Linked DNA regions of Mus musculus: region 1 is linked to region 2. The links are chromatin loops, found by intact Hi-C in ENCODE. Cell type or tissue: heart. All regions are shown on one strand. Each heading gives the region's core, and the rest is flanking DNA. Links, peaks and the distances in the headings are about the cores only.

Evidence for each region. Hi-C counts contacts between places; a loop is a spot of excess contacts. Peaks named below come from ENCODE experiments on the same cell type or tissue, not always from the same donor. Only the 100,000 strongest peaks of a DNase experiment are listed, where the experiment ranks them.
Region 1: a loop joins it to region 2, with 7 times the contacts of the local background. A loop is called at or near these places in 4 of 42 quality-filtered maps.

The regions. Positions count from the first base shown.
Region 1 is chr14:67,038,647-67,054,393 of GRCm38, forward strand. It overlaps Ppp2r2a (protein phosphatase 2, regulatory subunit B, alpha), which reads right to left. Exons shown (of 10, transcript NM_028032.3): 3 at 229-326. Among named protein-coding and RNA genes, the nearest start is that of Ppp2r2a, 26 kb to the right of the region's middle. In heart, for the core only: CTCF peaks have their summits at 6,104, 8,352 (motif pointing right) and 12,024 (motif pointing right); no DNase peak of the experiment used is centred there; H3K27ac peaks cover 285 bases.
Region 2 is chr14:67,200,844-67,216,590 of GRCm38, forward strand. Gm30806 (a long non-coding RNA gene) reads left to right here and starts at 683. Exons shown (of 4, transcript XR_001781308.1): 1 at 683-1,041; 2 at 3,766-3,921; 3 at 4,531-6,116; 4 at 8,146-8,260. In heart, for the core only: a CTCF peak has its summit at 9,262 (motif pointing right); a DNase peak (open chromatin) is centred at 11,198.

The DNA of each region.
Region 1 (15,747 bases), core at 4,957-12,956, 160 kb before region 2:
ACTTCCCACCCTCTTCTCTACCAAAGGCTTTTACAATTCAAATGGGTTTTCAAATAAAAGCAACAAAGGCATACATACAGGAGCACACACACGCAGAGCTAAGAGAAACCGTAAGCTATCTGCAGACAAAAATTTACTCAGGGTCCAGCGTTAAAGCTGGATTTTTCCAGCACAACCTCCAATCTCAAGATCAAACTGAAAAGGCAACACTGAACTGTCAGTACTTACCTCCTGCTCTTGTTGAAAGATGACAACTCTCCCACCTTTATCTCCTGTGGCTAGTAATTCTCCAGAATGATTAAACTCTACTGTAGAAATTATATCTGCTGTATAATTGAAACAAAAACAAAAAGACATCAGTTTTTGACCCTCAACTCACTAAGGATGTTCATATCAGCATTCTCCATCTATGCACATCAGAAACATTTCCATAAAACACTTTCATTTGGGGGAGAGGCTCCCCCAAATAAACTGACTCAAAGCCATTCAACCAATCAGGAAGATAATAATAAATGCCAGGTTTGTAAATATTTCACTAATTTGTGAATGAAAAAAAGAAACCAGACACTTATTTGTGGGATTTGCTATTATAACCATGTATATGTGTGACTTGTAAAAGGGGGACTAAGCCAACAGGTGCATGTAGAGGTCAGAGGGCAAGTTTGTAGAACAGGTTCTCTTCATCTTCACATAAGTTTCCAGGCTTGCACTACAAACACTGAACCATCCTGAAAGCCCAGTTGGTGGGTTGTTTGGAAAAGTGGTCTCTTGTAGCCTGGGATACTCTTGAACTCCTCATAACTAGTTTCCTTCGTGAAAGTCCTGCAGTATTTTATGATGACATCAAACAATAATTATTTTATTAATTTTCTAACAATACTTTTTATTGGTTTAGTTTCCCCAGACAAGGATTAGCTAAGTAGCTCAAGTTGGCCTCAAACTTGCTATCCTACCACCTCAGCCTCTTGAATGAATGCTGGAGTTAAAGATAGATGCCTCCATACCTGGCTTTATTTACATACTTCTAATGAGCATGATGACATTGACATTTTTGGTTTTGTTTGCTGGAAGGGTTACTCTAGATCCAACTCTGAAGGAAGACTCAAGTATGCTAAGCAAGAGCTTACCTCTGCTGCTAGGATTATTTATATAAACTCAAAGCCTTCAAAATCAGGGCAGAAAGAAACCAATGAGTAGTGCAGGCCAGTAACCCCCAGTACTTGGGAGGCAGAGGCAAGAGCATCAGGATCAGCCTCTGCTACATGAGAACCTGTCTCAAAAACCAACAACAAAACTCTAAGATATTACAGAGAGGGAATATTTTTAATAATTTCAGATGGAATTCTAATAGTCGTAAACCCAAATTGTATTCTTAAAAGTCAGTAATATATACACTCTTTTGTTGTTGTTGTTGTTTTTTTGTTGTTGTTGTTTTTTTGAGACAGGGTTTCTTTGTGTAGCCCTGGCTGTACTGGAACTCACTTTGTAGACCAGGCTGGCCTCCAACTCAGAAATCCACCTGCCTCTGCCTCTTGAGTGCTGGGATTAAAGGCGCCCAGCTACATATACACTCTTGGGTACAAAGATAACAAATGAGCTGAAAAAGAGAACTGTGTCATGAAAGCTACCAAAATGGGAACACTCTTTAGATTTAAGTAACTAGGGCTGGAGAAATAGTTCAGTGGTTAAGAGCACTGACTGCTCTTCCAGAGGTCCTGAGTTCAATTCCCAGCAACCACATGGTGACTTACAACCATCTGTAATGGGATCTGATGCCCTCTTCTGGTGTGTCTGAAGACAACAACAGTGTACTCATGGGGGGAAAAAAAAGTTAAGTAACTATTCTGTAGTTTATAAAAGCAATAGTAGTGACACCGCAATCAGAATCATTATATTAAATGTGACATATTGCCCAGTACAGAACATTATGTCCTCATAAATATGAAATGTCAAAGACCAAAATACTCTTTTCAAAGAAAAGGAATCTTTCTAAAGATAATAAAAATGTTATTTTACAATCAAGACTGTCTTACTAATCTTAAGAGCATTCTAATATGGTTAGTGGGAAAAAGGAATCCCCCATCCCCACTCACTCACCAACTAACACTCAGCAAATTTTAAACACATAGATTTATAAATTATGCAACAAAAGCAAAGTCTTTAAAAGGCTTCATCAGTTCTTACATCAATTCGAGTTTATAATGGATTCATTCTATGAATACAACATCTCCTTTCTAAACTATTACCATCCAGGCTTGCCCTTTGCAGGTGAAATAATCACTTCTTTGGTGGGTGTGACTGACAGCAGCATTAGTGGCCTATTTTTACCTTGCCTGTTCTTGTCATCTACTTTTCTGAAAGTCCTTCGTGTGGCGTAATAAACAGATAACAGATAGACAAGAATCCCAAACTTTAACAGTTGTTTTAAAACTCAAAGGAAAACATCCGCTTGTGGCCTACAGAAACTGTAATAATTAGCGACAAACACTGCACATCAATGGACCAAATTCTCAGCCCTATCATTTTCTCCGAGCTGTGAGGCAATGCAGTTACTCGCTGGTTTTATAATTTGAAACAAGAATGACTTTTCAAAGAAGTAATTTGAAAGAAACCAACCAGTACAGATATGCAAGATTTCTAAAACTGAAAGTTGAACGTGTGCTAAATACCCGATAAACAAGAGATGGGAAATGTAGTCACAAGTTGAAAACTATGGCCTACCACCCTCTCTGTAAGTACCTTCCTGGAACCCAGTAAAACTAAAAACTAAAAACTAAAGGTAATTTACTAGCTGGTTAGCTAGTAAATTGAGAAAGTCTGACAACCTTAGTTCTTCTATAAAAATGACTCCAAGCACATAATGGACAGATATATAGAACTACAGTGTACCAAGTGAGCATTAAATATATCTATTTCCTATTCATAGCACTAACTGTAATGTTTTTCATTTTCCATGTATAGAGGAACAATGGAAAACTGTAGATATCAAGTATGTTAGGGGGTGGTGCTACATACAAGTGTCAAGAGTCAAAGCCAAGACTCAAATTTAGCAGCCATATGGTTTCAGGGGCAGCATAGGGTTCTGGAAGTCATGAAATGAAGGTTAAAGGAATACAGTCTAGGCATTCAATTTGCTGCTTTCCTTTCACCCCGACAAAGTACCTGTACTCAACAAAGCACCTAGAACCAAACAAGTTTATACCTTAGTAATGGCTGAGCAATAACTAAGCACTTTACACAGCATCCACTACATTAAAGACACCAAGGGTACTGAGTGATCACACATTCTAAATTCCACCTCTGCAAGAAAGATGTGCAATATATTCATAAGGAGTTAATAAATGTTTGAAAATAGAGTAAGAAAACCTAGACACACATTCACAAAACTGCCAAGGAGTAAAGACAAATAGCTCATGGGTCAAATGCCTATCTAGATGGGCTATAGGTGAGAAATACCATCTCAAAAATAAGGTACGGTGAGGTCAGTCTGGTCTACAATAGGAGACCTAGGCTACAGAGTTACACAATTACCCTGTTAAAAATAATAAATAATTCCAGGTGGTGGTGGTACACATCTTTAACCCCAGCACTTTGGAGGAAGAGGCACAAGAATCTATGAATTCAAGGCCACCCTGCTCTATAGAGGGAGTACCAGGACAGCCAGAGGTATACAGAGAAACCCTGCCTCAAAAAACAAACAAATGATAATAGTAATGTCAAAGGAAAAATATAAAACACAAAAATTAATCCTAGCACATAAAGATCAAATAAATGTGTAGAGATGCCTCCTCATGTTGCACTTAGGACTGACTGTAGCTCAGAGGGAGAGCACATTTTTTTATAGCACACAGGACCCATTTCAGCCCCAGAACCAACAAGTAAATGAATACAAATAAAGGGAAGAAGACCTAACTTGGATAAACTGCTGAAGTGTGTCTAGCCATCTGGGTTGGAGGGTCCTGCAAGCTGTACTTCAAAATACAAAGTAAAGGCCAAGCTCATGCTGAGCCATGTCCAGCTGTTATGCATCTTTAATTGTACCCTTAAGTCTCATAAACGGCAAGGGAAGAGAATTCTTAATCCTACTTCTGAGAACTAGTGTTATTTTAGTAACTTGGCAGAGGGTAGGTACTGTGTGATTGAACATCTCAGTATCAAAAGGAAGGTCTCTATCATAAAAGTGCCATCATACCAGTTTTCTAAAAGTTACAAAGCAGTTTAATACTCTAAGGACAATATCCAAAAACTGAAAACAAATTACCAGAACATAGACAGGTAAGAGATAGGAAAGCCATTACTGTATCATTTCTACAGGAACACCAGAATTCATTCATTCATTCTTTCTTTCTTTCTTTCCCCTGGTTTTTCGAGACAGGGTTTCTCTGTGTAGCCCTGGCTGTCCTGGAACTCACACTGTAGACCAGGCTGGCCTCGAACTCAGAAATCCGCATGCCTCTGCCTCCCAAGTGCTGGGATTAAAGGCATGCATCACCACTGCCCTAATACTACCAGAATACTCTTATATACTACTCAACTAAATGAGAAAGAAATCAAAAGGCAGTAATCTGCTGACAGATCACTTAACGTAATGTATAGGCACACAACACTGCAAACGCAACAGGGGTGTGCAGGACTTCAGCACTATGATGGTGAATCTTCAGTGTCAACCTGACCAAAGTCGTTAGCACCTGTCTTAGTAAGGGTTTCTATTCCTGGACAAAAACATCACGACCAAGAAGCAGTTGGGGAGGAAAAGGGTTTATTCAGCTTACACTTCCACATTGCTGTTCATCACTGAAAGAAGAACTGGAACTCAAGCAGGTCAGGGAGCAGGAGCTGATGCAGAGGCCATGGAGGGATGTTCTTTACTGGCTTGCTCAGCCTGCTCTCTTATAGAACCAAGACTACCAGCCCAGAGACGGTCCCACCCACAAGGGGGCCTCCGCCCTTGATCACTAATAGAGAAAATGCCTTACAGCTGGATCTCATGGAAGCATCTCCCCAAGTGAAGCTCCTTTCTCTGTGATAGCTCCAGGCTATGTCAAGTTGACACAAAACTAGCCAATACAGCACCTAAGAAACATACCTCCTCCTCAAGTCTTCTGTTTTGGGAGTGGTTTAGCTGAGGAGGAAGACCCCACTGGTGGCAACCATCTCAGGGGCTGTGGTTTCAAGCTGAATAAAACCAGGGGAGGGGCAATGCAGACTTTGATTCCTGACTGTGGACACAAGATTAATAGCCACTATTGCCTTCCCTGGCATGAGACTATATCACCTCAAACTGTAAGCCAAGCTTTTTATCATCCCTAAGTTGTTTTTTGTCAGCTACAAGAAAACTAATACAAATACACTCTTAACATGTTGACTAAGCAACTTACTTACCCAAGCACTTACTTACCCAAGTAAAACAAAACCTAAGAAACCAGACACCCATATATGAATGTAAGAAGAAGGAATAACTACTGATATAAGCAATAGCAAGCAGGATACAGCTCGAGATGCCTTGGGCTGGGTGAATAAAGCTAAATGCAAATGGCAACAGAAGTTGAAACAAGAGACCACGAGTTGATTACTAGGGTCAGGGATGAGATGCACACTACAGAGGGCCTGAATGTTCTGGAGCAACTCAACTGCTTGGTGTACCAGTTGCAGTAATGACTGTGATTGGTTTTTCTCAAAGCCTATAGCACTGTATAATCAAAAGAGTTATGTTTACCATGTGAAAATAAGTTTGTCACGGAAAGTAATAAAATCCAGACATTGGAATCCTATCCCAGGCATTCTGTAATCCTAATCTGATATATCACTCACTTGTTACCATGCTTTCTGAATTTTTAAAGCCTTCAAGGTATACCTAAGGCATATAGTATTCTGTAAGTATTACCAGTCATTCAAGTTTCACTTTCATAACTTTACATCACTCATGTTTAAAGTAACGGATTCAAATACTCACTATCATCTGCGTCCTTAAAGGGCTACAAGAGAACAAGCTAGCTAGCTGTCCCATCTTCAGGCTGCCAGGCTCTCCCTCTCTTCAGTCCTGAAAAGCTTCCTCCTTCCCGTCACCAATCTCAACAATGCCCTGCAAGTCACTAACCACTAGGGGATGACAAAAGACTAAGGATAGGGTCCCAGCTCTGCTCTACCAATACGTAGTGGTTTCTGTGTTCACGATTGGGTTTGTCTTTCAACAGAGCATATGCCTTGACATATTTAACAGATATTTCAACCTATCTAGCAGGAACAAGAGTATAATGGCTGGAGAAAATACTATTGTTTTATTAGGAAGCGTCTAATTCAGAAAATTAAGGGTGTGAAAGGGCCATACATCTGCAAACACTATTCAATTTTTCCTAGGACCATGGCTTTCTGTTAGAAAACCTGGAGTTCATAAACTACACTGAACTAGCGTCTTCCAAGAACATGACCACAACATTCCATATACCACAGTCTATTTCTCACATGGTTACCCTTGAGGACCATGCAGCCAGAACACGAACCTCGGGAAGACAAACTACACTCAAAGTAGCACAGGCTTCCCTCAGTTTCCTACAGAACAGCCTGCCGCTGCTCACCTGTAAACAGGGACATGCAGACTAACAGGCGACTCACTTCACAAACACTTAACAAAACTGCATAAAGCTGATAGAGGCCCTTCCAGAAACTTTACCCCCAGCTTTAGATTTAAGAAAGGTCACACACATGGTACAGAGTCCTATAGACACCTCATCTAGTGGCACTACTGTTCACACCTCATACTGCGATTGTCACAGATAGGGAAGCAGCTTGGCACATTTTAAATGAACTGGATAGTGCTGTTCCTCAGTTCCCTCGTGCCTTTTCCATTCCAAAACTTTGTCCAGGTTACCCTACTACAGTCTCGTTACTTCCCTTGGCCTATGAGTTCCTCAGACTGCCTTGTCTTTGATGAACTTGAGAGTCCTGGGCAGTAGACAGTGGGAAATCCCTCAATCTGAGACTGTGAAATGCATTTTTTTAAACGGTAGGTAATGCTGCAACTGTGGGTTCCTGGCAGGAAAATCACAAATGTTAGCATACCGTTTATGTCACAGTATTACAGTGGTACATCCTCCTTGTGGTTAGAGTGGAAATGTCCATGATTTACTGATGACATAGTCCATTCTCTATTCATCTAAGGTTTTTCCTATAGAAAGTTACTCCTAGGCCCCCACATTGTGCTTAGGAAGGTGCAGCCTAAATTCAAGGGGATTGGAGGAAGCTTAAAGCTCTTTGTTAAAATTTAAATATAATTTCAATCTATTTCAATTATTCAACATTTAGCCATTAAAAGCCTTCAGGGTTGGCTTTGGATCCTTTTGGCATGCTTTCACCATTCATATCTCCTCATACTTTATAAAGAAAAGGAGGAGGAGGAGGAGGAGGAGGAGGAGGAGGAGGAGGAAGAGGAGGAGGAGACGGAGACGAAGACGAAGACGAAGAAGGGCAATGCTAGCACATAAGAGAATAAAGTGGGAGCTGTAACTCAGTTACTAGGCAGCTTGCTTAGCATGTATGAAACCCTGGATTTGATATCCAACACCACATAAAGCAAACATGAAGAAGACATCTGACCTCAACCAGTGGTCTCCCCAAGCATGGACATTTACACACACTTACACACACACACACACACACACACACACAGTTTTATTCAAATCATTAGCACAAAATTAACATTTCATTTTATAGGTGCATTTTTAAATAACTGAATTTACACAAGTTCTGCAAAGAGGAATAAACAAAGAATAAAAGGATGAACCACAATCAAAGCTATAACCAATGGACCTCAGACCATTTGACCACGGCTAACACTTTTGTCCTGGAACAAACTGCTCGGTAGTTAGCTAGGCTCTGAAGCTTAGGCGGGTCAGTGTCAGCTCGTTCACATGTTTAATTAGGCACAAGCCTATACCTTAGCTCATCATCTTGTTAATCTTCCTGTACTTGTTCTTTCCAGATGTGGAGAGATGGATTGAGGAGAGCAGGTAAACACGTTATCTGTCTCTCTGTACATTTCACAAGGTCCATTCAAGACTCAGAGATTGGTACATACTTATATTCCAATTAAAAGGCACGATCCATTTTCACCATCTTTTCTTTGACCCCACAAAGCTACTTAGATATGACTAACACAAATTTTTTCAGAAAGACTCATTCAGAAATATATAAGGGAATGCTCAGACTGGGGTGAAACTTAGCACTTGTGAGGCTAACACACGAAGGGGAGGTTAATACGTTCACAAAGCAGTAACTTCTTACTTAAAAGGGATGGCTATCTTCAGGTTCTTTCCCTGAAGAACTTTAGGAGGCTCTTTTTAGACTGTTGTCCTCTAGAGGGAGCTCAAAGTCCTCAATAGTTTTCCCAAGGTCAAGCCACTAAACCCACACAGATCTGATTGTTGGAGAAACAGCCACTGTGCCATGCAAAGCAGGTCCAACTTAATGCTGTCCTTTGGAAACCTCTTCCCTTCAAAACTAAACCCCTGACAAACAGGCCACACCATTTCTTTCTTCCCTCCACTTCATAGCCGCCCCACTTGGCACTGACTAGACCATTCATCCCTCTTACCTGAGAGGCAGAGGGCAGACAGTGGTGGTAAGCACCTGGAGGCAAATGTCTTCGACTCTTGACTCTCTGTTGCGTCCAGAGAAGCCTGAGTCAGTGCGTTCCCACTGTCTTCACATCAGGACATGGACAGAATGAGATGGTTGGCATTCTTTTTTAAGATAAAGCTGCTTTTGTCTTCCTAGGTTCACTCGGGAAACCACTCATGTACGATACCTCAGGACCACATTAGTGCAGCACAGGCACAGAAAACAAACCAAAAGTGTGACTGTCATTTTCCTACCTGGCCATTCATTATCTTATGCCTAGAGGAGGAAGCTTAGCCTAGCTCTTAGAGACTCCTTAACCCCAGCATTAAGGAGACAAAGACAGGCAGGCAAACATGGACAACCTGCTACTACCTAGAGGTGTCCTAGCCCAGTCAGGGCTACACAGTGAGACCCTTTATAAACAGCAAAATAAAACAAAATATTAATTGTCCCTAGGGTGTTATGGTCAATATAGCCTTGGCCTTTGTTTTCCAAACACTCTACTTTAGTTCACTGAAATCTGAGCCTACAGCCCAAACAAGTAACAGTATCACAACTGCCTTGCTCTGTTGCTTCTTCACACACACACAGAGCCTGGGCCTGTGTCACATAGCAAACCCCAAGCCAGCAAGGGCTACTGAGTGAGACCCAGTCTGAAATCACCAGTAATACTGATGGTGGTGATACAAACATTTCTTCTGGTGTGTATGCAAACAAACCACACTTCACATCTATGGGTATCTTAGTCACCAACCAAGGATGTTTCTACTTTCACTTTTGAGATAGGGTCTTAGGGTGTGGTCCTGGCTGGCCTGAAACTATGTGGACCAGACTGGCAGCAAACACAAGATACTTGCCTGCCTCTGTCTTTGCTGGAACTAAAAAGCCCATGTGCCACCACATCTGGCAGATTTTATATTTTTAAATGGTTGAAAACTAAAATATTCCACGGCACTAAAAACACACAGAAGTGTAGCTATAGAGGTTTTTAATTTTGAAATTAAAAAAACAAAAGAAAGGTCTTTCAAGGCTGAAGAGATGCCTCTAAGGACCCACAACCATGCACAACTCCAGTTCCAAAGGATCCAACACTCATTTCTAATTTCCAGACACCTGAATGAATGTGACGCATATATATACATTTAGCAGACACATAAAATATTTTTTCCCACCGAGCAGAGGTGGTGAATGTCTTTAATTCCAGCACTCGGAAGTAAGGGCAGGTGGATCTCTGAGTCTAAGGCCAACCTGGTCTGCAGAGTGAGTTCCAAGACAACCAGGGCTACACAGAGAAACTCTACCTCAAAAAACAAAACAAAAAAGTTATTTTCAAAGTAATTTCTTTTAAACTCAGAATTGGTTTCTATCGATGTGTGTATTTATAAAAGCTTTACAGACTACAACTGTCATAATCACACTATAAGAATCAGGACACACTGCACTGTCCATTTGTCTTGACAGTCATTCTTAATTCAAATTTGATTTCTCATAGGTTACAAACTCCTAAGAAATTTAGATGAAAAGACTAGAGATTTTTAGATTATGTTAAAAATTTTTTACAGGCTTTATTCTAATATCCAAAACCAGAACACTGAGTTTTAACTAACAACAACCCTGTCAGCTTGTGTCCTGTCAACTGCAACACAGAAGACTGGGAATCGGGAGGAGGGAGAGCAGATAGGAGAGCAAAGCAGAGGTGCTTTAGAAATCCTAGTAAGCAACCCTGTAGTCAGAGCCAGTGCAGTGCAGTGCAGTGCAGTGCCATGCTGTGGTAAGCTGCATGTAATGTACTAGCATTTAATTCCCACCACAAACAGGTACACCTGTTTACATTAATACAAAGACTTAACAGATGAAAAATCTAAGGCCAAGAGGCCAAGAGGTCAGGTATGAACAAATCTTCAAACATGTGCATAAAATAAAGATAAATATCAAGAAAAATAAGTTTAGGTCTTCCCACTGGCTCAGAGGACCTCATCACTAATAGGCAGATATGTGCCTCAGAAGCTCCAGTTAACAGCGTCTAAAGAGCAAATAAACAAAAGAAAGAAAAGCCCGCTGGATAACTAATCCAAAAGATTACACCACTGATTTCCTCACAAACCCTTAATCAAAGGAACACCTCACGTGCCTTTATAGGAACAGCAATTTAAGCATGCCATGGTAGCAACCTACACTCCCAACACTTAAGCTAGGTGGAGGCAGTGGATCAGGAATGCAATGCCATTATTTCCTGCAAAGGATGTTCAAGGCTAGCCTGAGACACTCAAAAGTCAAACAGAAAGGAGAAAGGAAATTACAGTGAATTCTTTCTACTTGGATCTTTTTTAAAATTCTTTTTCCTCTTAATTTTGGTAGGTAAAACATCAGGTAGGCATTTCCTGACCTGGTCTGCAGCCATACTTAAAATTCAATTCCTTGTTTCCATTACACTTCTCAAAGGAAGTTATGTTTCAAATAACTCTGTGAATGTGTTCTTACTAAATAAGGGATGAGAAGAGTCAGAACTGTCCAGCAGCAGAAGAATGCATTCTGAAGGCAGCCCTGCCAGAAACATGGATGGATGGACGGACGGATGGATGGACGGATGGACCAACATACAGAAGAGTAGTAACAAGCTTGTAAAAACAAACCCAGCAGGAGAAAAACAAGAAAAACTATAGTCCATCTGCACATCTCTGAGTGAACTACAATTGAGCAGAATGTTGTATGAGCAGCTAAATGGATCTGGCAGGAGTTTACAGAAAGCACTCAAAGTCATATGGCATTTCAAGGTGATTTCCTTCTGGGGCAGGTAAAGAAAACCAGGGTTGCAGGCTAAGCGCCTTGAGGCTTTCCTATCCTTGGCAGCTGAGCAGGAACCACATGAAGAGATGACTGGGTTGGGGGCTGCTGGTGAGGTGGGATGTTTTTCCAGAAGCCAAGCAGACAGTGTTTTGGAAAAGCAGTAGCCATAAACTGCATTTAAAAGAACTTAAAAATATATGAGCAATGGGGGCTGAAATTTAATTTTAGGCTTGATGACATGGAGATTTTCTGTGTAACTCCACTGGACTAATGTCTTCAAAATAAAAACAATTGTTTCCGATGGCCTTATTTCTGGGGGCTGTCAGGTGAAAGGATGCTCCAGAGGGAAACTATGTAAGTGCCAACTACAGACTCACTCCCATGGCTGCTGTCAGACATCATTTTTCCTGGATGCTGACCTGAGATACCAGTTCTCTGCCACATGGATTCCAGAAAAGTTCACAATCATGGTAGCTGGTCATGAAAATGAAAGAAAATGAAAGGGAACAGCACAGACCTTTGGGTAGCCTCATCTGTAAGTGTATGTCATCACTTCTGTCATGCTTGTACTAGTCAGTTGTTAGGTGTGTCATTCAAGGGAGAAACTTATACAAAGAGCAGAGCAGCAGAGGGCAGTGTCCATTGGAGCCATGTTAGAGGGTGCCCACTATAGTTCCTTGGTCAGCACAGAAAAACAGTTAAGAACTTCATGGCCACGAGGTAACTTGACTACAAGCTAAAGAGAGAAGCCTAGAGCAGTTTCATCTTTGAGCTTCAACAGCCCTAGCTGCCTCCCTGCCTCACCCAACTCCTGTGTGCACAGGCCTGTGTATCTGTTGCTGTTATTTAAGAGGACCTAACACAGGGCCTTGCAGGACCTCACAGGACCTATGAGGCAGACACTCTACCATTTAGTTACTACAGTCCCAGATCTCAAGCTACTGGATTTTTAATCCCTGCTTCAAAATACAAAATACTCATTAATCTAACCACCTATAGACCACTATCATTTCCACCTAGGCCAATCAATACCGGTCCCTTCTCCTACTCTTCAGGGGGCTCTCAACCCTGTAAACAAACACTAAAGCAGTCAACAATGTCATCTTTCCCAGCTACTACTGTGTACCTGCCAAGTGCGTCTCACGGCTTAGTTGGGGCACTCCTCCAGGGTTTCCAAGGATACTGAACTCTCCCTATTATGCTGTTGGACACTTCAGAGTGTTTAACACGTGGGTTTAGATCATCATTCACTACCACAAGTCAATAGTGCTAAGGTACTTTGCACATTCTTTCAAAGCCTGTTTTGATAAAAAGTGATAGGAAATCTGTATTAGTTTTCCTACCTAGTCTAATTCTACTCTTGAACAAAACAATGTTGTTTTCACCCACATCAGTAATTCCCAGGATATTTTCTTCTATGGTAATTTTACTAACTGCTGAATTCTAAATGTCACCAAACTCAATTCAAAACACAAGTTTAGGCCAGGTGTGGTAGCAGACATATATAACCGTAGTATCAGTGGTCTAAGGGAGGAGAATTACAAGTCACAAGCAGCCTAGAACATATAAACTGTCACAAAAACTCCACAAAGCAATTTAAACTCAGCTTATTATTATTTTCTGAGACAGAGTTTTACTATTTGGCCCTGGCTGGCCCGGTACTCACTATTTTAATCATACAACCAACAGTAGCCTTGAACTTTGCAGAAATCCTACTGTCTCTACCTCTTAGGTGCTAAGTTTTATTGCTGTTTTTTAATTAAAAAAAAAAATGTGAGCCAGAGCTACAGAGAAACTGTGTGTGTGTGTTTGTGTGTGTGTGTGTGTGTTGCTTACATGTAGGTTTGTATACCACACACATGCAGTTACTTTTAGAGGCCAGAAAGGAGCATCAGTGTTCTTAACCACTGAGCCGTACACTAGCCCCTGTAGCTGAATTCTAACATTTTGAATTACAAAACTCAATAAGCTCAATCACTCTTCAACAATATATCTACAGTCAGAAAGGAGGCAGAGACACAGCTGCTCAGCAGGGTGCATAAATCATCCACTGCTGAACAGAGGTCTATGCTCAATGATAGGCATACCTCGTACTGTGCAATGTGAAAATACTTAATGACAGACAAATCTTAAATTACCAAATGTATTCTAGCTCACAAAACATTTAATTAGGGTTAAATAACTAAAAGGCTTCCCTACATACAGGATACATTTTACCTCCAGCCCCACCTTCCTAAAGATAGGCATTCTATTTTCTGAGAATAGAGATTAAGAATCCCTGGTGAGGGCCAGGTGTAGTAGAACACGCCTTTAACCCCAGCCCTCTGGGAGGCAGAAGCAGACAGATCTCTGAGTTGAGGCCACCCTAGTCTTTTAGAGAAAGTTCCAGAATACCCAGGACTACACAGTGAAACCCTGTCTCAAAAACAAACAAACAAAACCTAATATGTATTTTGCTATAAGATTGCTATCTCACATAAAAAACCTACAAGCAAATACAGGCTACTTTACTGGCTTCCCATCACCAAAGATGCAGATTCTATATTTACAGTCTAACAAAAGATAGCACAGGGACACTTGAGGCATTTCTAGGGAAGAAAACACAGACTAAGAAGGTAAAGGGAGACCCCTGCGGAGCTGGATCTCACTGAAGTATCAGAATAAACTGCTATGTAAGCTTTGTGAAGGGCACTTCAATTTACTTGGAAAAGAAGGTAGAGGATCGGAGAATAAATTCCTATGCAGCTGTGCTGCTGGCTGCCTGAGTTCTGTAAACTTGACTGAAACCTAGAGCTATTTGGGAAAAGGGAACATGACTCTTGTCATCTATGAAGTTTACTCTTGACAACCGCACACAACACAGATCTCAGTCTGTAGTGAGGCCCCATTCTTTAGCTATGAGCCCTGAGTGCTGTAGACTGGACATAGCTGGCTAGCTTCAGGGTTAGTGTGGGGCACAGCCTGACCTGGCTTGTTAACTTCTCCCTGTGTTCTGGAAGACACTGCTTTTGTTGTTGCTGCTTATGATGCAGTTGAAGGGCTGAAGATCTTGGTGCTATCCTTGCTGCGTTTCTCCCTTTCTCAGTGGTATGCTTTTGTTATGCTCTGTAACTGAGATGGTGGTGCAAGGTGAACCTTCTCAAACTGTAACTTCCTCTCTTTTCTTGTCTCTAACATTTGTGCTTTCTGGAGATCCTCTAACATGGTTATTGGGACTCTGGACTGATCTGATTCCCCCTTGTCTCCCTTTTTTGTTCTAATTTTTTAGAGAATTCTTATAACTCTTACTCAGAACTATTAATTCCTGTAACTGTTTCTGCTTCTGACAGTAGTATGAATGTTATTAAACCCTAATTCAAACTAAAAAATATTTGTATTATGTGAAATAACTAAAAGGAATTTGACCGTGAACTTGAATGTGCTGAGATGAGTCCTTTACCAGTAATCCCTGTTGAATAATCTGGTCTGAGTATGCATGAAATAATATTATACCCTACAAGCAAGAGAAGATCACTATGAATATAGCTGCTACCACAGTTAGGGTTTCTATTGCTGTGATAAAATACCTGACTGATTTGTGAAAAACAGTTGTGTTACATGTATTGTACAAATATGAAAACAGAAGCAAATACTTTAGAAGTCAGAGCAGCATTTCAAGGTAAGGCTAGGTCAAAATCAAAAATGTATTCATTTCAAAATATGTTCAAAAAGAAAACCAACCAAAACTAAATCGAAGATTAAATACTTTGAGAGAGAGACCCTGGTCAGAGACAGTTCCTACTCAACACAGCAACGGAAGATCACCAAGGGCAGGTGAAGCACAAGCATGTGAGCCAGGCATCATGGATGGCTCACACTTAGAATCTCAGAACTGAAGGCTGAGGAAGGAAGACTGCCAAAAATCCACCACAACCTGGGCTAAAATTAGCCCCAGGCTACCCTGGGCTACAGGAATATTCTGACTTAACTATAATAAACAATCTGATCATAAAAGCAACTCTATTTAGACTCAGTGTCTCAAAAACAAGGAAGTAAACAAAAAAAGACATGGAAATAAGAGGGTGGACTCCCTGGGAAGGAAGGGTTTGACAGAATGGGATGAGAGGGAGACAGGAAGGATAAATGACAAAGATACTTCATATATTCACATGAAATTGTGAAAGGATAATTAAAATTAAATAAAGAGTAAGATTTTGTTAAAATTCATTCTCACATTGGGACACAATCTAGCATAAACAACCCTGACTAAAATAGCAAGATATAACTTTAACTAAACTTGAGTTTAATCTAGAAATGGCTGTATACGACGATGCTCACTGCTCTTTAAAAGCCGGTAAAAATCTC
Region 2 (15,747 bases), core at 4,329-12,328:
TATATGCCCCAGTACAGGGGAAAGCCAGGGCCAAGAAGCGGGAGTGGGTGGGTAGGGGAGCAGGGCAGAGGGGGGTGTATAGGGAACTTTCAGGATAGCATTTGAAATGTATATAAAGAAAATATCTAAAATATCTAGAAAATATCTAAAAAAGAGTTGCCTTGGAAATGGTGTCTGTTCACAGCAGTAAAACCCTAAGACAGCAGTGTAAACTAGTATAAACCAGTTGAATGCCTGAATTTGAAGCTTGCATTTGTTTATTTATTTTAGGTTAAGACACTACATGGAAAGTGAATGAATGAAACACTCTTCACTCTTCTGTTTGGAAATGAGCACAAATGATTTTCCCCCTCCAGATCAAAACCTCAAGGCCTGACCCAACCAAAGGCAGGTGAAACGCTCAGGGCTATTCTTAGTGACAGTAACAATAAGCTCACATCCCATTTCTCAAGCCCTCAACTTGAGTATGTGTGTGTACATGTGTGCATGTATATTGATATGTGTATGTGTGTGTCAGTGTGCATGTGTATATGTTTATCTGTGTGTGTGTGTGTGTGCCCCTGTGTGCCTACACTGTTAAATGAAATCTGAAAATAGCCTTGGGATGCAATTTCTGGTGGTTTGAATGAAAATGGCCCCCATAGGCTCACAGAGAGTGGCACTATTGGGAGATATGGCCTTGTTGGAGTAGGTGTGGCCTTGTTGGAGGACATGTGTCACTTTTGTGGGTTTTGAGGTTTCAGATGCTCAAGCCAGGCCAGTGTCTCATTGTCTCTTGCTCCTGTCTGCCATCCAGTTACAGTACTCTTAGCTATCTCTCCAATACCATGTCTGCTTGCATGCTACCATGCTTCCCTCCATGACAATAATAGGCTAAACTTCCGAACTATAAGTCAGCCCCAACTGTTTTCCTTTATAGAGTCGCTGTGGTCAAGGCGTCTCTTCACAACAATAAAACATGAAGACACAATTCAGAGTACCAGACTTTCCTTAGCTGTTTGTGTTTCAACAACTCTCAAAGTGTTGGACCAGGAGCTTCAGGTGTGTCGGGTACTCTACCTACTCTGCCAGGACTCGCGCTGGAGGGGTCCACACCAAGTACCACCGAGTACCTTTATCTGGTACTTCCTATAAAGAGACACACAGGCTTAACCAGAGCTCTGGAGAGACTATTGAGGTCCCTGCTTTATGCTGCTCACAACAGCATGTGGGCCTGTTGCATTATGGGTTCTAAGAAAAGGAAACCGAGGCACGGGTTGGGGAGTGATTTGATCAGAGAGCCTAAGGCATCGGGCCAGCATTAGACTTGAGAAGCTGAGATGGAATGCCCCGCCCCCCCCCCCCCCCCAATGATCTCTAGTTTAACATGCGTGCTTCTGTGGACTCCGAGAGATGGGCATTGTTGGATGGTAAGAAGTTCAAGAAAATCAGGAACCAGGAAAAGAGGGGAAGTTGAATCACTCACCCGTTCTCAGTTCACGATCATCCTTGCCACCTGGCCCTACAAAAGCCTGTGCAGAAAGCCCCTCTGGTGGTTCGCCGAGCACAATAGCCATTCAAATTCATGCCCTTATCTCTCACTGCCACGCTGCTTACTGGAAATGGCACCAGCTCCCGGCATCAGAAGCCTGGCATACCTTCATGAGTTCTCATTACAGCATCTCGGCACCCATCCGGCCCTCCAGGAAATTGATGTTACTGGCGGCACTGCTCTGGGGGTTGCCCATTGTGTGGGGCAAGCATCCTGGTGGGAGCACCTGCTGGGAGCACCCTCTTCAAGGAAGGCAGGGCCACAGGGAGCTGAAGGTCAGGACCAAGCTGCGGGTGCTGCTTTGGGGCAGGGGTCGGAACAGTTCAGGGTTGGAGCAAAGAGGAATGTGAAGCCCTCATCTCCTGTCTGCGCCCCATTCCTAGGAGTTCATAGCGACTGTCCCCAGCTGTGCTTAATGTGTGTTCACTGGAACTAGTCAGCAGTTTATTAATTGTTCAATATGGGTGATGTTCTGGGCACCAAGCTATAGGTCAAAGACTCAGAAATGAAAGATTGTATCCACAGCTGTCAGTAGGTTGCATCATGGTCTCCTGTGACATTTGTGATTATGAGTAACTCTTGATTTCTATCTCCTGTCATCTGGTCCTGACTTGTCCTGTGCCAGGTACTCAGAGGACAATCTGTGAAAGTCAGTTCTTCTCCTTCCTATGTGGGTTCTGCTAACCACACTCAGGTTGTCAGGTTTGGTGGCCAGTGCTGCCTGAGTCATCTTGCTAGCCTTAGGTCTGTGGGTTTGGCCAGTTGAAGATACTCAGGCCGTACAAATAGGAAACAGCTACTGAAGCCCAAGTGAGACAGGCCTAAGGCAGAGCCCAGTTTGTGTTTACAGAAAGGAACCCTGTGTTCATGCTCAGATCTAGGCATTGTGAAACAGGCTGGAGAAATCCAGTCTGCTTGAGGGACAGGCATTGCAAGTGGCTGGCCTTGTATGACAAGGAATAGGAACTAGACATCATTAATCCAGATATGAGTCAGTCAATTCTGGAAACCAGTGCTACTGCAAGCAGACAAATGGCTGCAGGACTCAGGCATGAGGGACTCAGGACGCCAAGGACTGGGGCTTTCTTCTCTCACCAGCATCTGAGTTCAGAGTGTCTCAGCATTGAGAAACAGAACCTAGGCAGTAGAGGCCACGATACCACCCTCCTTGATAACTGTGATGGGGAAGAACGTGGTAGTAGAACAGAGATGTCTGCAGTGAAGATAAGAAGAGGTGAGGATTAGAACAGAGCGACAAAAAGGTGTTGGGCCCTCAACCTGTCAACCATTAAAAGCAAACTGTGTTTTCCTCTTCCTCCATCCTGTCTCTGCTTAACGGCTCTATTGTACAGCATGGGGTGAGTCCATGAGGCCAGAAGCTCAGACTGGAAACCATGTGCACACATGTACCCACACACATGCACACACGTACCCACACACATGCACACACATGCATGTGCACACATGTACCCACACACATGCACACACATGCATGTGCACACATGTACCCACACACGTGCACACACATGAATGTGCACACATGCATGTGCACACATGTACCCACACACGTGCACACACATGAATGTGCACACATGCATGTGCACACACACATGCATACTCTCTCTCTCTCAGATGGAATAAATGCATGGCACCTCTTTCTTCATATCATGCCTGTCTGTTTTGCTGCCTTAACCTTTGAGTCACACTCCACTAATCTCTGCGTGGAGACAGGTGGATCATCAGAAATGTTTTGCTCAAGACCAGGTAAACTTGACTATTGTCTACGGAAGCAGACGTGTTTCTCTAGCACACTCTATGCTTTCTCAGCAGTTTAAGCATCTATAGTCCCTGGCCTAATCCAAAGGTCCAGACTAACCCATGATATTTATAGAGCAGCCACTAGATGTTACCAGAGTCGTTGAGGTCAAATCCTGGGCCCTGCCAGTGTTAACCCGGAGATTCCAAATTTTGAGCCAAATTTGAAGCAAGCTTTAATTAAATAATGACCAGGATGGACTTTGGCCAGGACCACTCTCTAGAATTCCCAACGAATGTTGACTAGACATGTGTTCAGGGGCTTTTCATGACAAAACTATCCAGCCACTGTATTTCCTCACACAGCTTTGGTATTTTCCAAGAACTACAACTCCTACATTCCAGGAAGTTGCCTTTTATATGTGGGAGCATTTGCCTGCTTGTATGTAGTGTCTCACGTGCATGCCTGGTGCCAACAGAACTCAGAAGAGAACATCGGATTCCCTGGCACTTACAGAGGGTTGTGAGTCACCACATGGGTGCTGGGAACCGAAACCAGGTCCTCTGCTAGAGCAACAAGCACTCTTAACTGCTGAGCCATCCCTCAGTCCCAGAAGTTTGGATGTGAATAGAAGGTAAGAGGAATGCACAGATAAGCAGTCCTGATCAAGATGTCCTCCTGTTCTCTCACTCTGACCAGACATTGTCTGGGCTCCAGTCTCTCCTGCAAGGTGGCCTGACAAGCTGTCAGAACTGTTAAATCTCGTGACTGGAGCCCGGTTGCCCCTCTGGCTGGCACTAGGCTTCATCTTTCACCTTCTCCCAGAATGAAACTCAGAGGAAATTCCAATTCCTTGGGGCCCATTACCTCAATAGTCTAATAGCCAAAGAGGGGGAGGGGCATAAGAATCTCTAGACCATCTCCATCCCTCACAGGGTGGTTACAAGGAGGGACTCAGTAGCTCCTGAATGGTCCTGCCTATCCATTAACCCACCAAGTGCAAAGCAGTCTAGCTCACATGCAGGAGGAAAAACATCTTTTGAAACCATGCCCACGTATAATGGATAGTTTCCAAGTTTTAGTGCATCTCCCCACAATCAATAAGCGCCAACTGTTCCCATTTTTCAAACAAGCTTGTCTGGTCAGTTCTGGTTAGTTCTAGCTCCCTTTGGGTTGAATCAGCTGACTTCTTCTGGTGTTCTGTTCCCAATATGTGGCTCTGTCTCTTTTCTGTTGTATCCAGGCTACTGCATCCCATGAGGCGATTGTCAAGGGAGGTTTTGAATCCTGCGTCCCACGGAGTAGACTGATTCTGCAGTCATAGCAGCACTTGGCCATGCTGGACTGCTTCCACAGAGGCAAACCTGCTTCACGACATGACAGAATACAGAACTTTGGCTCATGCTCTGCCTGGGTGGGCCAGCCCTAGAAATGCCCATGATTGGAATATCTATTCTTTTTCTTGTTGCTGGAAGAAAGCACCTGACAGAAGGCACGTAAGAGGAGAAGGGTTTATTTTGGTTTATTTTTGTGGGGAGTCAAGGCAGAGTCCACGGTAGCAGGGACCTCCAGAGCAGAAATGGAATGAATGCTGGTGATCAGACGACTTCTCTTTTGACTTCGAATCCATGCCAGGGACTGCAGCCCATGGTGTGGTGCCACCAACGGCTAGGGTAGGGTCTTTGCTTCTATATTAGGATTCTTTGACAGCTCCTCAGATAATCTTTTGAGGAAACACCCTCTCAGGCTTACCTTGAGGTGTGTCTTCTGGGTGACTCTAAGTTTCCTCAAGTTGACAAGATGAAGCATCACACCAAGCACATAAAATATATCATTGTTCCCAAATGAAGTTAGCTTCAATCTCAGGAGGTCATTAGTGGGGCTTCTACACAGAAGGCACCAGCACACAAGGCACAATGAAGAAGGATTCCTCTCCGTCTTGCCTCATTACATGGGGCCTTGGGGAACAAGACTGGGACTGTAGAGTAACAAGATATAAATGAAAGGCAGATTTCAGAAGGAGGAGGAGGAAGAGGAGGAGGAGGAGGAAGAGGAGTTGCTTGAGCTAGAACAGCACTCAAGATAGAGCTACTGCTGGGTGAGTCTCTAACATCAGGTCAGATTTCTAACCAGGAAAGACACAACTGAGAGACAGAAGCCAGATAACAGGTCAACAAAGCAGATAGCAGAGGTCAACATACCACCCTTCTTAATGATGCTCCTGGTCGTTAAGAACGTGTCTGCAGAATACAGGCATGTGATGGTAGGAGCGAAACAGGAGTCAAGGCAATGGCTTTCTAACCTTCTAATCCCAGCCACGGCTGTTGACTGTCAGGCGCCATGCTATTATTGCCTCTGCATCTGGACTAACACTGGAAGCTGCTGTCCACACTTAGGGTGGACCTTCTCCTGTCAATTAATCCAAGCCAGGACACCTCACCAATGTCCCAACAACTTCCTATTGCTCTACTCCAGATCTAGTCAAATTGACAACTAAGCGGGGGTGTGGGGGTGGGGGAAGAACCACAGGAGCACACCAGTGCTTGGAAGCAGCTCTTGGGTGTACTGTTGGAGAACAACTATAGTGTGTTGCCACAGGCATCCACAGCACATCACTGCACAGAAGCAGTACTCTGTAGATGAAGCCAACCTGCTTCCATCGACGTAGACTGGAAATAACTGCCTTCAGTAGGGAATGAGGAAAAGTTTTAATTTGTAATTTACACATCCATCTCAAAGTAGGGGGAGTGGCGTTGAAGTGTGCATCTAACAGCCTGACAGAGCTCACCTGAAAAGGCAGTCACACATGTATTCCAAGAATGTCCTGAGGTAGGTTTACCCATCCCATTCTCTACCTTCCCTTTCTTTCTGGCTTTTGGTGAGACCTTTGTGTGTGATTCCAAACATCTCCAATATTCATTTTTAACTTTCTTATGCTTATTTTTAAAATATTTTAATTATATGTATGGAATCTTTGCCTGCACATATATGTCTATGTATTTTCCCCCTTCCCTTCTCCCTCTCTCTCCTCCCCTCCCTTCCCTTCCTCTCCCCTCCCTTGTCTCCCCTCTCCTGGTCCCTCCACTCCTCTTCTTCCCCTTTCCCTCCTCTCTCCTCCTCCTCTTCCTTTCCTTTCCCCTGCTTTCCCTTTCCCTCCCCCTCCTTCTCCTCCCTTTCCCCTCCCGTCTCCCCTCCTCCCTCTCCTTTCCTTCCCTCATCCTTTGCTCTCCTCTCCCCTCCCCTCCCCCTCTTCCCCTTTCTTCTCTCCTCCCATCCTCCTCCTCTGTACCTTGGCAGCCTTGCTGAGGATACTATTTGTCTTCCTCATGGTGCCTTCCTTTCTTTGTCAAAACTCAGGTGAATGTATTTATGGGGGCCTGTACTGGGCTCTTTTCCTATGGCCTTTTTGTTTCTTTGTCTATTCTTTTTACTAACACCGTACTGTTTTAATTACTGTGGCTTCAGAATAAGTCTTCAAGGTAGTAAGCGGCAATTTCCCAATCTTGTTTTTCTGTCTTAAGTTTGTTATTCTGGGCTTTTTGCTTCTTCATGTCAACTGTTGGGTCAGTTTGTGGCTATTCACAAAATAATCGGCTTTGGAGTCGGGTTATATTGAATCTATTGATACCTTATCCTGAGGGGAAAGTGCACACCTTGGCACTACTGACTCTCCTCGTCCACGTCTCTCCGCTCAGTCCATTCTCTGAGTGCTTTTCTCAGACTTGTGTAGTTGAGCTCACATAGATCTTGTATCTATTTGCTTATATTATTCTTGTTTGGTTTTGAGACAGGGTTTCTCTGTTTAGCCCTGGCTGTCCTGGAACTGGCTTAGCAGATGAGGCTGGCCTTGAACTTGGAGCTCGGCATGCCTCTGCCTCTCAACTGCTAGGATTAAAGGTGTGCGTGCCTTGTCTGACTCTCAGATTTTCTACATTCTACACCACCTTGTCCTCTGAGAACAAAACAGTTCTCATTTTTTCCCTTCCCAGTTGGTATGACTTTTATTTCCTTTCCCTGTCATGTTGCATTATATCATTACATCTGATGCTTAAAGGTGGTGGTGGGAGGGCTACCCTTGCTTTGTTTCCACTTTGATAGAAAAACGTATTAAAAAAAAAGGGTGTGGTGGTGCACACCTTTAATCCCAGCACTTGGGAGGCAGAGGCAGGCAGATCTCTGAGTTCGAGGCCAGCCTGGTCTACAGAGTGAGTTCCAGGACAGCCAGGGCTACACAGAGAAACCCTGTCTCGAAAACAAACAAACAAAGAAAAACGTATTTTCAGTAACAAGATGTCAGTTGTAGGTGTTTTCAGGATTTTTTTTTGAAGTTGATTTTTTTTTTACCAAGTTAAAGAAATGTTCCCCCTTTCCCTCCCTCCTTCCCCCTCTCTCCTCCTCTTTCCCTCCCCCCCTCTCCCTGTCTGTCCCTTCCTCGCTCCCTTCTCTGTGTTTCTTAGCCTTTTACTGTTTCCAAAATTGATTTGGGTTCATAATAGGAGAGGCTATACATGCCTCTGTTTTGTTAATCAAACATCGCAGAGCCTTTTGGTGAATAATTAAAATTCTAAAAAAAAAAAAAAAAGGTTTAGAACTTTCACAGAGAATAGATCTTAGGTTTCTAGTCTGTATCTCTTGGCAACTGGTAGCCCAGGTTGAAGGAAATGTTCAGGGACTCGTTTCAGTATTTAAAAAAAAATGAGAAAATTGTATTCATTAGAAAAAGCTAATCTACTATAAAAACCCACATCAGCAGCTGAATTGTACTAACTAGCAACCATTTCTTACTTTTGACAGGAATTTTGACAACTCAACCAGTATAACTGAGCCAATGTTTATTGAGTATCTGCTTTGTTTCCAGCTCTGTGGAAAGTCCTGGCTTGCCGGGAGCCATGGTCTCAGCCATGTCCTTGTGGATATTTTCTAGCTTACATAAACAATCCTGAAAGGACATTCCTGGTCATAACAGTAAGAATGTTTATGGGAAAAGAGGACACTGTGACCGTTGGTTCTAGAAGCTGAAGATTGCCACCTGACCTTCAGAGAGTCCCTGGGCTCTTCCCCCCTCCCTTGGAGCCTCCTCTTGCTTATGCTTATATTGCCACTCCAGAATAAAGTTTTCAGAGCTTGATCAGTATGATTGACTTGCTCTCATTCTTCGTGTCTCTTATCTTCTTCTTCTTCTTCTCCTTCTTCTTCTTCTTCCTCTTCTTCTTCTTCTTCTTCTTCTTCTTCTTCTTCTTCTTCTTCTTCTTCTTCTTCTTCTTCTTCTCCTCCTCCTCCTCCTCCTCCTCCCCCTCCCCCTCCCCCTCCCCCTCCTTCTCTTCTCCTTCTCCTTCTCCTTCTCCTTCTCCTTCTCCTCCTCCTCCTCCTCCTCCTCCTCCTCTTCCTCCTTCTCCTTTCTCTCTCTCTCTCTCTCTCTCTCTCTCTCTCTCTCTCCCCTGCCCTGGGTCCCCGCAGATTGTCCCTGCAGGCCCGGGGAACTGGCTGACACTGAAGTAATGGTGACCAGCTCACAGGAAAATACAGATTAACCAATAATTGAAAGTTTTTGGATAATTTCTCTCAAAACATGAGGTCTACAGAAGGAAAGCACTAAAATTAGAAAAGGTTATTGGGTTTCTTGAAACTGTAGACTACATCTATTGATTTTCCTATGTTCAGCACATAGCCCAGTGCCCAGCACCTGGCAAGCATCCCAGAGACTTAGGAAATGAAATGTAGTCAACAAATTTCTGGGTGTGAACATCTTGGAAGACACACCATCTCACCCTGGCCTTTTTTTTAGCGACTACGTTTATTATTCCTCTTAGGAAGAAGGCTAAGAACTGAAGTGTACATTTGAGCACATTTTTCAAGAGAGATATTCCATAACTTTTTTTAAAAAATGATTTATTCTCATTATGTTTAGTGTGTGCTCAGGCAGGTGCACAAGTCACTGTGCACATGAGTGCAATGCTCATGGTGGCCAGAGGGGGGCAGGCAGGGGAATCCCCTGAAAATGGGAACTTTCTACAAAGGTGGTTGTGAGCCACAGGGAACAGGTCGTGTTCTGTTCTCTCCAAGGACAGTTACCCACTTTTAACTGTGGAGTCATCTCTCCAGTTGAGAGGATATGGCTTTTAAATGAAACTCTCAGAAGGCTCTAGAACCAGTTCCCTCACCCTGAAAAAAAGAATTCTGTCTTTATTATGGATACACTTCTGTGAGAAATGCTTGATTCGAAAAACAACAAAAAAACAAAAACAAAAAAATCCCTTTATTCAACTACTCCTTGAGTTGTGAACATCAGAAAAATGGGAACACATTCTTTTATATTGAGAGGTGCCATTTGTTCTTCTCAGAAGCTAAAGGATGTGTTGTCTCTCTTCTCAAGAGCTCAAGGGGTCATGGGTACCAAAGGAACCTCAGCTGGGGTGGGGAAGCTTGCAGTAAAGTCTTCCACCATGATTGACAGCTGGCAGCATCACCTGTCTTCAAGTGTTCAGTCTGCTGCTAGCAGAAGGCTGTGGAGGCTCCCTCTGGGGTGAGAACTGTCCCCGACAGTGGCCAGTTTCTGTATGAACTCTGGGAAAGAGTGTTCTAATAGGTTTGTCCATGAAAGGCCTAGACTGAGGAAATGGATAGATCCCACCATCCCAGCCTATTGGCAGGTATGGAGGTCTGAATGAAAATGGCCCCCAGAGGCTCACATGCTTGAATATTTGGTTTCCAGTTGGTGGAACTCTTTGGGAGTGGCCAGGGGTGTGGCCCTGTCAGAGGACTCGTGTGACTGGAGGACGGGCTTTAAGGTTTCAGGTTTGTCTATACCTCCTGCTTGTGGCTCAGGTGTAAGCTCTGAGCTGTCCCTGCCAGCATTCCTACTTGCCACCATAATGGTCTAACTTTCTGGAACTATAATCCTAGTTAAACGCTTTCTTTTTAAGCCCAACTAAATGCTTTCTTTTATAAGTTGCCTTGGTCATGGTGTCTTATCACAGCTGTAGAAAAGTAACTAATAAAGGATGTGGCAGCAGTGACCTCAGTGAGATGCTTTGAGTGGCCGAGCCATCCTGGTCACACTATAATCCACACACCTCCCTCTTTCTCTCCCTTCTCCTTCTCTCCCTCTGTCTCACTGTCCCTCTCCCAGTGTCCCCCCTCTCTCACAGACACACATGCAGAATCACACACACACACACACACAGAGTCACATACACACAGAGAGCACACATAGATACATACTCAGATATGCACACATACATACATGGCCACATAACACACACATATTCAGAAATGCACAGAGACATACACACACTCAGACATGTACACACACAAACACACACACACACACACACACACACACACACACGCATACATACACAGGAATATATAGATACACAGGACACACACAACATGCACACAGACAAGAAGACATACACAGAGACACACATGAACACACACTGATGCACACACACCCATGCACATACACAAGGAGACATACAAATAGACACGTACAAACACGCATCGGTACACACACCGATACAAATGCACAGCAGCGTCTCACACAAAAAAATGAGCACAGTCAAAATCTGACTTGGAGCTCATAACTGACGTTTTAAGGAGAGAAAATGCTAAAGTCCGCACTTTGTGCCTGCGGTGTCAAAATTATGAAAAGAAACAAACTAGGCATTTCCTGCTCTAGTCAGCTGTTGCCTGTGGGCATCTGCGGGAGAAACTTGGATCAGGCCATCTTGCGGTCAGGTAGAGTTCTGCAGTCTTAGCACCGGGAGTTATGGAAATATCCACTAGATGGCACCCCAGTCCAGGCAAATGGTCCCCAGTCTGGCAATGAGCGAGTTCTGTACGCGTGCCAATAACTATCCTGAAGGCAAATTAACACAAGGCCTATTGACTCTCCACCTAGATCCTTCGGTTGCTAAGAGGATCAGTGTGTTCTCTCAGCCACCCCAGAGCTAGTGCTCTCCCTTTCCAAAGCAGGCGGTGAAAACATATGTGTCCCTGCATTGATATAACAGAACTGTATCCCTAAAAGATGTGCCAGCTCGCTAATGACATCACGCACTCAGGGAAGCGGGTTTTGAACCACGGGCAAGGATTCCTGCCACATCAGTGGGGAGAGATAAGTGCGTCTTAGGATAAGAACAGAGACAGTCCAGCTGCTAAATGGCTGCTGGGGCTCGGTCTGTGTCTGAGCCTCTAATGCCTGGCCCTCAGCACCTCCCAGTCCATCCCTGCCAAGCTGTTCTTCCAGCCACACAGGACTTCACGGCATTCAGCCTGTACCAAGGGCACTGGATTTGCCCTCCCTCCAATTCCTTTACAGTAAACGTTGCATTAATTTTAGGCTTAGAGCTGCAGTTCTCAACCTTCCTAAAGCTGGGATGACAACTCTTTAACACAGTTCCTCATGTTGTGGTGACCCTACATAAAATTATTTTGTTGTTACCTCATAACAGTAATTTTGCTAGTCTTATGAATCATAATGTAAGTATCTGTGTTGTCCTGGTCTGAGGTGACCCCTGGGAAAGAGTTGTTCGGGGTTTCCCAGGGGTCGCGACCCACAGATTGAAAAACTAAGCTAAAGAACAAACACCCTAGAGGGCTCTCTTGTCTGCAAGCCTCACAGAGCCGGGTTCCTACTTTTATTATCATCTCATCCTTGGACACTGGGAAACACTAAAAAATGTGTTGAGGTAGTACTCTGGACACAGAGGCTTCTGTGCTGACTGAAGACCAGACAGAGATCCATCCCTGAGTCTCACACTGTGGCAAGAGAGCTGTCCTCTGACTTCTGCATACTTCCTGGGGTGTGTCTGTGCTGCCACACACATGCACAATAAGATAAATAAATTCATGACAACAACAACAGTAACAATAACAACAATGAAACCCAACCCCCCGCGGGGCAGGCCAGACATGGGCAAGCCCAGTCCCAAGGCCAGGCAGGGGCTGCCCCAAATGCATTGGTTTCGCATTTGCTCCAGACTGTCTGAAGAACCTCCTGGCTTTTACAATTTCAGTGAACGGGTCTGCTCATTCACTATATTGGACATTATAAGCGATGGTCATACAATAGTTAGCACCATCTTTCAGAAGAGGACCAGTGGAGGTAAGATATCTCCTCCTGCCCTCCTTCATCCTGCTCTTCTTCCTCTTCCTCTTTTCATCCTTATAATTTTGGAGGTTACGTTCTTCCTCTAGGCCGTAGAGTCTGTGGCCTAGGCCAGCTTTGAATTCATGATCCTCCTGCCTCAGCATCCTGAGTTCAACTCTTGGGAAGTCCTTGTTACTCACACTAGCCATGTGCTCTGTGTAACTTTACCCAAGCTGTTCTCTGTGTGAGCCCTTAAGGAAGGGCCTCCTCCATTCTCCTGCCCGCCCACTTCCTGAGGGCACACTCAAACTCAGTTTCCTCTGAGCTTTGCTTGCTAGGAAACTTTTTTCTACCCACTCTCCCACACCCTAGAGTGGAAGGCGTCTTTCTTCCAGAAGTGGTCTCACTTGTTTGACTTCCTAAGACTGCATTTCAGCTTGTTTCTTGCTTGATCAAAGGCTTTCATCTCTTCTTCATTATCAGAAGAGCAGACTGAGACCGCTAAATCACGGATTTTAAGTCAGAAGGACACCTTAGAATTTTTGTCTCATTGAAACTCAAATTATGGTGATTTCTAGTGTCAGATACAAGAACACATGGCTTGTTCTGGGATCTACCACTTGGGAAAGTGGTTTCATGAATGTCTTAATCAGTTTTCTGTTTCTGTAACAAAATACTCGAGGCTGGGTTCATCACAAAAAAAGAAGAGGTTTATAGTTCATTATTCAAGAGCTAGGGTACCTGGTCATCAGCTTTCTGCTGGGCTCTGGGGAGAACCTCATGGCAGGGCCATCATAATGACAGGAGTATAGAAGAGTCACATAGTTAGACAAAGAGCTAGAGAGGAGGGGGAGGAGGAGGAGGAGGGAGAAGAGAAGAGGACGAAGAAGAGAAAAAAGAGCCAGTTCTGTTCTTTTGATCACAGCTCTGCGAGAACAACATTAATTTCTTCTAAGGGCAAAACCCACAATCATCTAACCACTGTCCACTGTGGTCTACATCTGAAAGGTCTCCCTACCACCTTAGGGAGCAACTTTGTAGAGTGTGTGGGTGTGAGACATGCATGAGTGTGTGTGGGTGTTTGTGTGTGTGTCTGTGCATGTGTATATGTTAGATTGTGTTTGTTTATATGCATGCATGCGTGGGTGAATGTATGTGTATGTGCATGCATGTGTGGGTGAATGTGTGTATGTGTGTTTATGTGCGTGTATGTTTGTATATGTGCATGCATGGGTGAATGCGTATTTGTGTGTGTGTGTGTGTGTGTGTGTGTGTGTGTGTGTGTGTGTGTGTGTAGAAGCTACACTGAACTACAGCTGGATGACATTGAAGCGAGGGCAAGCTGAGGTGCATGGAAGGGTGACAATGGCAGTGTGGCTCTTTTGGAACTCGAGTAGGAAACCACAGAGGGAGTGGAAGGCTAAGAGGATTTGGTGGAGGAAACGGTGGTTTTTTGTCTGCCTGCTTCATCTTAGCAGAGGGAACAGAATCTCCAGAGGATGTGAAGGGAAGGAGGTGGCATCAGGGAAAGAGCAGTTGGGTGTGGGCAGGGAGCTGACAGCTCATGGTTGCAGGAGCAGTTCATGGTTGCACTGAGTGGGAAGCTGACCTTGGCAGACTGGATGTGGCCATCTTGCCAGAGTCTGGTGCAGGAAGCTGGGATACGAGGTTGGAGGGTACGAAGGCTCTGGGATAGGAAACAGGGTTCAGTTATCTCTGTGCAACAGGAGAAGAAGTTATTCCTAAGAGGTGGGACCAGGTGCCTCAGAGGAGCAGATGGGGTCTGGAAGAGTTTAGCAGCGGAAAGGAAATGGATGGAGGGACTGCCAGACAACAGCGTTCGCTCAGCTGCAGAGAGCTGAACTGGGGACAGACACAGACGGACACAGACAGCCGTGACAGTTCAACAGTGCAGAGAAGAGAAGAAAGAGATCAGTGTGAGCTTCTGGGCTTGGAAGCCATCGACGAAGAAGGGCAGGGAGAATAGGCAAGACGAGTGATGGGCACGAAAGCTACCAGGAGCAAGACAGAGCCTTCACAGAAGCAAACTGGGGACGTGCCCACAGCAGCCTCTATGGTGCCGTGGTTGGGTTCCGACGTTAACATAGGTCAGCATTCCTTGCCCCTAGGGCCAACATGGCGTGGTGATGATCTGATAGAGCTCAGCCGTGGACAGACACAAAGACGTTGGTGGTAAGGAGAAAGATGGAAGACACCAGAGGTGAGGGAGGAGCCAGGCCTGCAGAGCACAGGTGAGCTCCAGTTTGGAAGAATCTCAGAATTATTTTTGGGCGAGCGTGTAGTATCTGAGTTGGCCTGACATGCCCTGTAATGAAGCCAAAGAAAATAGTATTTTCTTTGTCTTTCTTTTCCTTTTCTTTTGAGATAGGCTGGACTCAAAATTGTAATGCTCTCTTGCCTCAACTTTTCTAGCACTGAGACAATAGTGCTAGAGACCCTGTTTTCCTTTATAAAAGTTGTATTTATCATTTATTTATGTGTGCATGTGTAAGGGTCTGAGTGTGTGTATCACATATGTGCCAGGACCTGCAGAACACAGAAGGGTTGGATCCCTTGGAACTGGAGTTACAGGCCATTTTGTAAGCTGTCTGATGTGGTTGCTGGGAACTGAACCCCAGCCTTCTGCAAAAGCAACAGGTGCTTCTAGTCTTTGAGTCATTTTTCCAGCACCAATCCACTGTTTTTCATTTCTCTCTGTCTCTGTCTTTGTCTTTGTTTCTGCTTTTATCTCTGTCTGTGTGGCATATGTATATGTATGTATATATATATATATATATATATATATATATATATATATATATATATATATATATATTTGTGTGTGCGTGTGTGTAGGCCAAAAATTAATATTGAGTGTCTTCCTCAGTTGTTCATCTTATTCTTTAAGACAAGGTCTCTCACTGAACCCAGAGCTTACCAATTTGGCTATACTGACTGACCGGGAGCTCCAGGGACTCTCCTGTCAGCACTGGGATAACAAACATAGGCGACTATACCTGCCCTTATACATGGATGCTAAGAACCTGAACTAAGGTTTCTCAGGCTTTTGTGACAGACACTCTAGCATCTGAACTGCATCTCCAAACCCTCTGCGTATTTTTCTTTGACGCAGAGGATCAAACCTAGGATCTCAGGCACGTTGGACAAGAACTCTGCCACTGAGCGAGACACCTGCCCCATGAATATAGTCCTTTAGGGCTCCTGTCATAGGAACAAATACCATCCTGGTGTGGTGTACAGAAGGTCATGTTGATCGTCTCTGTGCAGATGCTGAGAGAGATCAGTGGAATCGAGACAGGGAAGCATTTGTACAGAGTTGGCACTTGGCAGGTGCTCAGTAGACAA